Regions from separate parts of the Homo sapiens genome. Here region 1 is linked to region 2. Evidence: chromatin loops called from intact Hi-C (ENCODE). Cell type or tissue: CD4-positive, alpha-beta T cell. All regions are shown on one strand. Each heading gives the region's core, and the rest is flanking DNA. Links, peaks and the distances in the headings are about the cores only.

Evidence for each region. Hi-C counts contacts between places; a loop is a spot of excess contacts. Peaks named below come from ENCODE experiments on the same cell type or tissue, not always from the same donor. Only the 100,000 strongest peaks of a DNase experiment are listed, where the experiment ranks them.
Region 1: it touches region 2 in a loop (12-fold over the local background); 9 of 110 quality-filtered maps call a loop at or near these places.

Annotation. Positions count from the first base shown.
Region 1 is chr3:130,536,911-130,542,525 of GRCh38, forward strand. All of the region lies in intron 1 of COL6A6 (collagen type VI alpha 6 chain), which reads left to right. Among named protein-coding and RNA genes, the nearest start is that of COL6A6, 23 kb to the left of the region's middle. RefSeq lists a silencer at 2,257-2,326. In CD4-positive, alpha-beta T cell, for the core only: a CTCF peak has its summit at 2,316 (motif pointing left); a DNase peak (open chromatin) is centred at 2,291.
Region 2 is chr3:130,152,342-130,157,956 of GRCh38, forward strand. LOC107986131 (a long non-coding RNA gene) reads left to right here and starts at 833. Exons shown (of 2, transcript XR_001740905.2): 1 at 833-1,242; 2 at 2,923-3,406. RefSeq lists an enhancer at 719-1,472. In CD4-positive, alpha-beta T cell, for the core only: a CTCF peak has its summit at 3,311 (motif pointing right); no DNase peak of the experiment used is centred there.

The DNA.
Region 1 (5,615 bases), core at 1,176-3,675, 380 kb after region 2:
TAGTGTCTTAGATTAAGGTGGAAGTAAAAAAGGTATTGACGAATGGCTGGATCTGAGATCTAATTTTTTTAAGTAAAACTAACAGTGTCTGCTCAGGGATGTGAAAGGAGATGAGTTAATTATTCCTATGTTTCTAGCTGAGGAAACTTGGTGAGTAGTGGTACCACTTACTGAGATGGCAGTCATATTCAACTGTGCATTATTTAACAGTTAATTATTTTTTAGTGTATTTGTTACAGCTCAGCAATTAGATTGTCTGTTTCCCTTAACACAGTTAGGGACACTACATTCACATTTGATTGATTAGTTTGTTCTAGCTCTATCAATTAATAGCTGTGTGACTTTCAGCAAGCTACTTAACCCTCTAACTCAATCTCATCTGTAAAGTGGGTCTGGTACTCATCGGGTTGTTGAGACAATTAAGTGTGGCTCTTAGAATAATGGCTGGCACTTAGTAGTGCTCAGTAGTAGCTGTTATTCGTTCCAGAAACACCCCCACACCCCACCAACTGTAGCCAGTCAGCCCAGGGATCTTATGAGTTTCTCTCTACTTAGTTTGCTCAATGCAAGGTCAGACTATTTTTCAAAGGTACTTAATACTTGAGCTAATAGAGAAAATCCATGCTAGCTTTCAAATGCTACCCTGTGTGAATCTCTTTAGTTGTGTTTTGCTTTTCCAAGCCTAAAACTTAGGTGGTCAACAATTAGCAGATATTTGTTGAATGTCTACTTTGGGCTTAGCTGCTGGGATATTCAAGAGTACCAGTTAAACCTCATTTTTCCTGCCATGCATGCTTTTGATTTAGCTGTAATGAATATTTTATCAGTGACCAAATATTTTATTACCTCTCTAGTCCTTTGGGTATTGCTGGACAGATTTCAGACTAGCTGATGTCATTATTGGCCGTTATAAATTGTGTCAGTATGGCTGCCCTTTTGTATCTTGGTCAAATACAGAAAAACAGCAACTTGGAGATACAGAGCCTCTATTCAGACTTAATGGGATTAGCTGTCAATGGCAGAAATTCACAGCAGTTGGTATCCATTCATTGAGAAAGAAGACAACTTAAAGAAATTTCCAGTGAAAGATAATTACACACAGATTATCTGGTACATTCTAACACATTAGATAAAATTCCTTCATCTGCAGAGAACTGGATAGCATGCAAAGCTTTGCCTCAAGGAAAGCAATATGATATAGTGGAAAAAGCACTGGACTCAGATCAGCAGGACTGGCTGTGACCTGAGGAAATGCTCAACTTTGCCAAGACTTAGATGTTTCCCTTGTAAAAAATGAATAAAAAATTATACCTACTTTACAGGGGTACTCTCAGGGTTCAGGGAGATAATGGCTGTGAAAAGACTTGGAAATCTGCAAAATATTATACCTAAGCAAATGTTATACAAGCCTGTAGACATGTTAAGAGTTGAAAATGTGATAAGGAAAGACTTTAGGAGAGAGAGTAAATAAAGTTCCTTGCCAGGCGGTGCCTTTTCTAGGTTACTCACAAGCTGTCCCATTGTAAAGATGGCAACAAAAATAAAAATAATGACAACAGCTAACATTTACTTAGTATCTGCTGCAAAGAAGATACTGTGCCAACTCGTTTACACACATCAGTTCATTTAACCCCCAAAACAATTCCTTGAAGTGGATGTGGTTACTAACACCATTTTATGGATGAGAAATGGGTTCAAAGCAATTAAATTACTTGCCTAGTCATGCAGTTTGTGGGCTATAGAACTAGGATTTTAATTAGGCAGTCTGATGCCAGAATCCATGAGTTTAACTACTAGCCTACACAGCCTTACAGGTGGATCCTAGTATAATTGGAGTGTGAGCTCAGTATTGCCAAGTCATTTTCAGTGGAGTGATTCTGCCTGTGCCTCGAATTTGTCCCACACCTCCTATCCCCTGCTCAGAATTTCTCTCCTATCTCTACTATTTCATGCTATCCTACAATCATAGGTGCTAGAGGCTACATTGGGTAATGCTTGCTGCTGTAGCTAATAAACCTAAAAATGTATACTGATGCACACACAATAGTAAGTTAAATTATTACTGATTTAACAGAAGTAGGTCTGTAAACACATTCATGGGGTGGCCCCTGTCCACACAGCCATTCAGGTCCCCATGCTGAGAGTAACCTTGCCATCCTCAACATTTGGTGCTTGAGATTGTCTCCATTCCAGCCAATCAGAAGGGGAAGAAAGATTGAGGTGCCCCCTGTGGGAATTTCTGCTGAGGTTGCATTGGCTGGCACTCATTTAGCCATTGCAAGTGGAGCTAGAAAATATAGCCCCCTGCTGGCCGCCATGGCTCAGTGACAACTTCTCAATGTGGAATGGGCAGCACTAATTTTTGGTGAACAACTAAGAAGTGTCAGCCACAGAGATTATGGTTATTGCTAGGTGGTTTTTCATTGATGAAATTTTATTTCTGGGCTGGGCGCGGTGGCTCACGCCTGTAATCCCAGCACTTCGGGAGGCCGAGGCCGGTGGATCAAGAGGTCAGGAGTTTCAGACCAGCCTGACCAACATAGGGAAACCCCGTCTCTACTAAAAATACAAAAATTAGCCGGGTGTGGTGGTGGGCGCCTATAGTCCCAGCTACTCAGGAGGCTGAGGCAGGAGAATGGCGTGAACCCGGGAGGCGGAGGTTGCAGTGAGCCAAGTCGCGTCACTGCACTCCCGCCTGGACAACAGAGCGAGACTCCGTCTCAAAAAAAAAAAAAAATTTATTTCTTTGAGTTCCTTTAATTGGGTTCTGCAGTACACCATGAAAAATTATGGGCTCAAGGAAGGTTCTTTTGATCAAAATATGCTCTTCACTTCCTTGTTTCCTGCCACACTAATACAAAACTTATTACAGATGACCATCTCAGTGGGACAAATACTCCCTGCAATTGTTTCATACCTGCTGTCAGCATTTAAATGAACTGGAGGCTTAATTGCCTGATCTCTTTCCTTCAACAGTATTTAATTCTAAAAATTTTGAGTTTTTTAAAAATATACATTTATTGGATTTCAGGTACATAGAATTGGGTTAATTCTAACCCACAGTTCATTACATACTCATTTATGGGTCCTTGCAAGAGGTTCTATTTATTTGCTTATTTGTTAATAATAAACCATAAACCTCTACCACATGAAAACTGGAATGTTGATAATAACATATCTACAATGAGTTTATTTTCAGTCCTTTCTCTCTGCCCCCCACATCCTATGTAACTACTATCCTGACCCTTATGGTTATTTCCTTTTTAAAAATAGACGACTTTTTTAGAGCAGTTTTAGCATCACAGCAAAACGGAGCTGAAGGACAGATTTCCCATATATCCTCTATCACACATACATAGCCTCCCTGATTATCAATATCCTCTATCAGCGTGGGATATCTGTCACAATTGATGAACCTGCCTACGCTGGCACATCATCACCCAAAGTCCATAATTTACATTAGGGTTTACTCTTCATGTGGTCCATTCTATGTGTTTAGACAATTTATAATGATATGTGTTCACCATCATAGTATCAGAATGATTTCACTGACCTACAGATCCTTTGTGCTCTGCCCTTTTTTTCTTTTTTAAAAAATTTAATTAAGCTCCAGGATACATTGCAGGATGTGCAGGTTTGTTACAAAGGTAAACATGTGCCATGGTGGTTTGCTGCATCTATCAACCCATCACCTAGGTATTAAGCCCAACATGCGTTATCTCTTTTCCCTAATGCTCTCCTCCCTGACCCCACCCTCCCTCAACAGGCTCCATTGTGTGTTGTTCCCCTCCCTGTGTCCATGTGTTCTCATCGTTCAGCTCCTACTTATAAGTAAGAACATGAGGTGTTTGGGTTCCTGTTCCTGCATTAGTTTGCTGAGGATAGTGACTTCCAGCTTCATCCATTTCCCTGTAAAGGATATAATCTCATTTCTTTTTATGGCTGCATAGTATTCCATGGTGTATATGTACCAGTTCTCTTCATCCAGTCTATCACTGATGGGCATTTGGGTTGATTCCATGTCTTTGCTATTGTGAATAGTGCTGCAGTGAACATATGTGTGCATATATCTTTATAATAGATTTTTTTATATTCCTTTGGGTATATGCCCAGTAATGGGATTGCTGGGTCAAATGGTATTTCTGGTTGTAGGTCTTTGAGGAATCCAATGTCCAGAATCTACAAGGAACTTAAACAAATTTACAAGGAAAAAAACAACCCCATTAAAACGTGGGCAAAGGACATGAACAGACACTTCTCAAAAGAGGACTTTTATGCAGCCAACAAACATATTTTTAAAAAGCTCAAGATCACTGATCATTGGAGAAATGAAAATCAGAGCCACAGTGATCAGATTGGCTTTTTTCACTTAGCAATAAACACTTGAGTTTCCTCCATGTCTTTTCATGGCTTGATAGTTTTTAGTGCTGAATACTATTCCAATGTCTGGATGGACCAGTGATTCTTTATCCACTTACCTGCTGGACATCTTGGTTGCGTCCAAGTTTAGGCAATTACTAATAAAGCTGTTAGAAACATCCATGTGCAGGTTTTTGTGTGGACATAAGTTTTCAACTCATTTGGATCTTGTGGTTTAGTTTTGCAAGAAACTGCCAACCTGTTTTCCAAAGTGGCTATGCCATTTTGCATTCCCATGAGCAATGAATCAGAGTTCATATTGTTCAAACTCCTTGTCAGCATTTGATGTTGTCAGTGTTCTGGGCTTTGGCCACTCTAAGAGGTTTGTAGTGGTACCTTGTTTTAATTTGCATTTTCCTGATGACATATAGTGTATTCCCTGTGCTTTTATCTTCTGAAAGACATTGTATAAAATTGGTGTAATTTCTTTCTTAAATGTCTGGCAAAACCCACCAGTGAACATACATGGGTTGGATATTTTCTGTTTTGGAAGTTTATTATTTATTTACTTACTAAAGATAAGCCTGTTCAGGTTGTATATTCTTGTGTGAGTTTTGGCAGCTTGTGTCTTTCAAGGAATTGGTCCATTTCATCTGAGTTATCAAATCTGCAGGCATAGAGTTCTTCATAATATTCCTTGATTAGCCTTTTAATGTCCATGGGATCTGCAGTGATGTCCTGTCTTTCTTTTCTGACATTAGTAATTTGTGTCCTCTTTTTTTCTTAGTTAGCCTGGCTAAAGGCTTATCAATTTTATTGTTTTTTTTTTCTTTTTCAGGGAACCATCTTTTGGTTTTGTTGATTTTTTTTTTCTATTGATTTCTTTTTAAAATTTTTATTTTTTTCCTCTTTTTTCTTTGCTTTGGATTTAATTCACTGCGTCACACAAATTTTGATAAGCTGTGCTTCTATTTTCATTTTATTCATCTTTTAATTTCTTGTTTTTTTCTTCTACTCATTTTATTTGGAAGTATGTTGTTTTATCGCCATGTGTTTTGGTATTTTTCCAGCTACATTTTTTGTTATTTCTAGTTTAATTCCATTGTCATGTGAGAGCAGACATTGTATGATTCCTGTTTTTTTAAATTTGTGAACGTGTTTTGTGGCTCAGAATGTGGTCTATCTTGGTGAATGTTCCATGTGAGCTTGAGAAGAATGTATATTCTGCTGTTGTTGGATGAAGTAGTCTATAGGTA
Region 2 (5,615 bases), core at 1,980-4,479:
CACATGCATTTGTGTGAAGAGACCACCAAACAGGCTTTGTGTGAGCAATAAACCTGTTTATTTCACCTGGGTTCAGGTGGGCTGAGTCCAAAAAGAGAGTCAGTGAAGGGAGATGGGGTGGGGCCATTTTATAGGATTTGGGTAGGTAAAGGAAAAAGGGGGGTTGTTCTCTGGCAGGCAGGAGTGGGGGTCACAAGGTGCTCAGTAGGGGAGCTTTTGAACCAGGATGAGCAAGGATAAGGAATTTCACAAGATAATGTCATCAGTTAAGGCAGGAACCGGCCATCTGGATGTGTACATGCAGGTCACAGGGGATATGATGGCTTAGCTTGGGCTCAGAGGCCTGACACTCTTACTCCAGAGGAGGAGACCCAGACAGAAGAGGAGGAGGCAAGGTGATCACAGAGGCAGAGATTGGATCATGCAGCCACAAGTTGAGGAATTCTAGTAGCCTCTATAAGCTGGAAGACGCAAGGAATGGATTCTCCCCTAGAACCTCTGAAAGGAGCATGCTCCTGCTGACCTTTGATTGATTTTGGACTTCTGGCCTCCAGACAATATTTTTTTTTTTTTTTTTTTTTTAGAAAGAGGCATGCTCTGTTGCCCAGTCTGGAGTGCAGTGGCACGATCTTAGTTCACTGCAACCTCCACCTCCCAGGCTCAAGCCATTCTCTTGCTTCAGCCTCCCAAGAAGTGGGGACTACAGGTGCCTGCCACCATGCATGGCTAATTTTTGTATTTTTAGTAGAGACAAGGTTTTGCCATATTGGCCAGGCTGGTCTCGAATTCCTGGCCTCAAGTGATCCACCCACCTCAGCTTCCCAAAGTCCTGAGATTATTTAGGTGTGAGCCACAGCACCCGGCCCAGACATTGTTTGAAGCCACCCATTTCATGGTTCTTTGCTGCAGTGGTTGTGGAATATGAATGCACTCGTGCTGTTGGTTAGACTTTGCTGACCTTGTGTCTGTTATTCCCTGGCAGTTCTACAAGGCCTGGAGCAGATACGAAAAACCTCCCTTCTTTGCCAAATGGTCCCCAGCTTCCCCATTCACTGAAGGCCCTGCGGTCAGGAACAGTCAGGACTTTGCACCCAGTTGTTGTGAGTGTTGGCCGACCCTTCCTCTTGTGTGATTCATGGACCCTTAGCATTGCATCACCTGGGAGCTTTTGGAATTGAAGACTCTCAGCGCTCACCGGAAGGACCTCCTGGGCCAGAATCTGCATTTTAACAAGATGCCCAGGTGATTTGCATACACGTTCAGATCTGAGAAGCGCTAGTAGGAGAAGCTTTAATGTGGTAATTAGATCTTTTCTCCACCTGCAGGAATCTTAGTTTCTTCATGTTAAATCTATTAACTGTGGCAATGGTATGGGGGTTATAAAACAAAACAAAACCCTTACATCAAGAATGCACCCGGGTGTGTTATGGATGTGGGTGAAATGAAATGTCTGGAATTTGCTTTAAAATATCCTAAAATAGCAAGAAGGAAAAGAAAAGTGGGAACTGGAATGAGATTGGAGAAATGTTGACAAGTTCTTGCAGTGGGATGATGGGTGCATGGGGGTTCATGGTATAATTCTCTCCCTGCTTTTTGTGTATATGGGAAATTTCCATAATGAAAAGTTAGAGGTCGGGCACGGTGGCTCATGCCTGTAATCTCAGCATTTTGGGAGGCTGAGGTGGGTAGAGTGCTTGAACCTAGGAGTTCAAGACCATCCTGGACAACGTGGTGAAACCCCATCTCTACTAAAAATGCAAAAATTAGGCATGGTGACAACATGCCTGTAGTCATGTTGAGGCACAAGGTTGAGACATGAGAATCACTTGAACCCAGGAGGCGGAGGTGGCAGTGAGCCAGGATCGCACCATTTCACTCCAGCCTGGGTGACAGAGTGAGACTTGGTCTCAAAAAATTTTTTAATTTTCTTTTTTTTGAGATGGAGTCTTGCTGTTTTGCCCAGGCTGGAGTGTAGTGGTGTGATCTTGGCTCACTGCAAGCTCCATCTCCCGAGGTCACTCCATTCTTCTGCCTCAGCCTCCAGAGTAGCTGGGACTATAGGCACCCAGCACCATGTCCGGCTAATTGTTTGTATTTTTAGTAGAGATGGGGTTTCACCGTGTTAGCCAGGATGGTCTCAATCTCCTCACCTCGTGATCTGCCCACCTTGGCCTCCCAAAGTGCTGGGATTGCAGCCATGAGCCATCGTGCCCGGCCTTAATTTTGTTTAATTTTTTTCTTTTTTGAGACAGGATCTGTAGCCCAGGCTGGAGTGCAGTGGTACGATCCCAGCTCACTGCAGCCTCTACCTCCTGGGTTCAAGCGATCCTCCCACCTCAGCCTCCCGAGTAGCTGAGACCACAGGCATGTATCACCACACCTGGCTAATTTTTTCCCTTTTTCTAGAGGCAAGGTCTTGCTATTTTGCCCAGGCTGGTCTTGAACTCCTGAGTTCAAGCAATCTTCCCATCTCAGCCTGGGAGTAATCCCAAAGTGCTGGGATTACAGGTGCGAGTCACTCTACCCAGCCTCAACTGTTTTTCATGACTCCACTTTTTCTCCCCTCTTGGAAATGAGTAGTCTTTGAGGGAGTGTCTTTTTTGTCTCAATCTCTGGTTTCTTTGCTCAGTGCACCTGTGTTTGGGGCTTTGTTGATCTCCAGGCCTTTTTCAGCAGCGTTGTCCCTGGAGAGCAGGATGGGAGCTGATGGCTTCTCAGCATCTTTTAACTCAGTTTAAAGATGACTATCAACAACATCTAGTCAGCATCTGTTGCTCTCGGCAGCTGGGACTTCATTTCTTTTCTCTTTCTCCACCTCTCTAACCTCTTTAAGACTCTGCTTTGTCATGGGTACAGCATCACCTGTGTGGCCCTTAGGCTCTCTTACTTACATGTGATCTGCGTATTATGTCTTTACTTCAGGGCTTCTCAACCAGGGGGTGATTTTGCCCCCAAGAGAACATGTGGCCATGTCTGGAGACAATTTTGGTTGTTGCAGCTGGAGGAGGTGGTGCTACTGGCAGCTAATAGGTAGAGGCCACGGATGCTGCTAAACATCCTACAATGCTCCGGACAACTCCCACTAAGACAAAAGAATGATCCAGCCCCAAATGTCAATAGTGCTGAAAGTGAGAGACCCTGATTCCATCTTAGAGATCATCCAAGCACACTTGGCCAAATAGTTTTTGCTACTATCCCATGAAGAAAAGGCAGACTCATGACTGATGGCAACGTCGATGGGAATTTTGTTTACTTCTTCTTTGTGGACTTTGGGATACGATGACTTACCATTTGTGCAAGTTGTGCATTGCATACCTCCAGGGGGCGCCACCCACATATTTATGAAAATGCCACCCCAGGAATTGCACAGTACATAGTCTACATGGCAATAAACAGTTGCTCTGGTTTTGGGGTTGTCCTGGGTTGCTCTGGAACTGGGAGGAACTTTATTTCTGGCCATTAGAGGCCCTGAGCATGACATTGAGTATCCTTTCAAGAAAGGAGAAATGTTGAACAGAGAGGACCTCATTTTTATAACTCTTGACCATCATCTAGTTACGCAGCATCCACTTTTCACCCCTGGGCCATATCCATTTGACGGATGAAAAATCATCAAATTATAATATCATGGCTTTTACTTTTGATAGCTTCTGCCCGGAACATGGCGGTAACAGCTTCTCATTTTCAATTGATTCATTGGGGGAGAAAATATACACGACTGCCCTAAGACTTTCTATTACATACCATTTGTTTGACGGGATTTCTTTAGTTTCTGTAGCATAACTTATTCTAACTGGTCCTCAATCACTTTGCAATAAAACCTGAGATTGTGAAGATGTTCACTGTCATTACCAGTGACGGAGCAGTAAGTACAGAGTTCTGGAGAGGGAAGGAATCGAGAGAGTTAAACTAGCAGAATGAGCCGCTCACCCTCAGCATTGCTTTTAATCTTGGTGAGAACTGAGGGGAATTTTGACAGGGTTCAGGGGGACTGCGGGGAGTGGGGCTGGGAAGTGGCTGTTTGCACGTGTGGTCAGCAAATCCAGTGAGGGGGTCCATGTACTGTAGGCAGCCCCGCAGATGGAGTTGGGATTGCCCTAGACTGAGTACTGGGTCATCAGTACTCAAGACATCAAGGCCCAGGCTGGTGCAGGAGATACATTGCACTGCTTCAGCCTTTCTTCTATCGCTCCTCTCCAATGACAGTCCCCGATTTTCCACCGAGGAGTCACTAGTTCCCCACGACATGTGTGCGACTGGCCATTCCCCACCCTGATCTGGAGCTGGGGCATGTGGTCCCAGCCTGGATGTCAGTATCCTTCCACCACCCTGGCCACAGTGATTGGGTCTGAGAAGCAGATTAGCCAAAGGAGAAACAATCTTGGAAATTTCATGTTCATGCTTAAGAAAGTAAAATGGAAAGCGGGGGGAGGGTGAGGGGTCATTCTGATGATATAGTTTTAGGACCTGGATGTAGCCATACCTGTAGCTGTCAACTCTGTGCCATAGTACTGCTTTTTTTTTTTTTTTTCCTTCAAATTTAAATACTTTCTAAAGGCAAGGTCTTGCTATGTTGCTTAGGCTGGTTTTGAAAAGTCCCTTTGGGGGGATGCTTTCACTGCTTCACTTCCTTTCTATGACAGCTCAGGGAATCAGAAGACAAGCGAGATGATTTTTTTTGTTTGTTTGTTTGAGACAGGGCTTGCTCTGTTGCCCAGGCTGGAGTGCAATGGTGCAATCACAGCTCGCCACAGCCTTGATCTTCTGGACTCAAGCGACCCTCCTGCTTCAGCCTCCTGAGTAGCTGGGACTGTAGGTGGGTACCAACATGCCCAGCTAACTAAATTTTTTTTTTTTTTAGAAGTGAGATCTCACTATGTCACCCAGGCTGGCCTCAAACTCCTGGGCTCAAGTGATCGCCCTGCCTTAGCTTCCCAAACAGACAGGTGTGAGCCCCCACACCAGTCAACGCTGTGGTTTTATGCACCTGGTGTCCCCCTACGCCCTGAGAAATGGTCCTCCTGCTTCAACCTCCCAAAGTGCTGGGATAACAGATGTGAAGCAGCATGTGTGGCCCACATAGTATTCTTATGGGTTAAATTGAGTCCTCCTCAAAACATGTTGAAATCCTAAATTCTAGTAGCTCAGAATGTGACCTTATTTAGAAATAGAGTTATTGCAGGCCAGGCGTGGTGGCTCATGCCTGTAATCCCAGCACTTCGGGAGGCCAAGGCGGGAGGATCACCTGAGGTCAGGAGTTTGAGACCAGCCTGACCAACATGGAGAAACCCCTTCTCTACTAAAAATTCAAAATTACCTGGGTGTGGTGGCGCATATCTGTAATCCCAGCTACTCGGGAGGCTGAGGCAGGAGAATTGCTTGAACTCAGGAGATGGAGGTTGCATTGAGCTGAGATCGCGCCATTGCACTCCAGCCTGGGCAACAAGAGTGAAACTCCGTCTCAAAAAAGAAAGAAAGAAAGAGAGAGAGAGAGAAGAAAAGAAAAGAAAAGAAAGAAAGAAATAGGGTTATTGCAGATGCTATTGATTAGGATGAAGTCATCCTGGAGTAGGGAGGGCCTAAGTCAATGACTGGTGTCCTTATAAAAGAGGAGA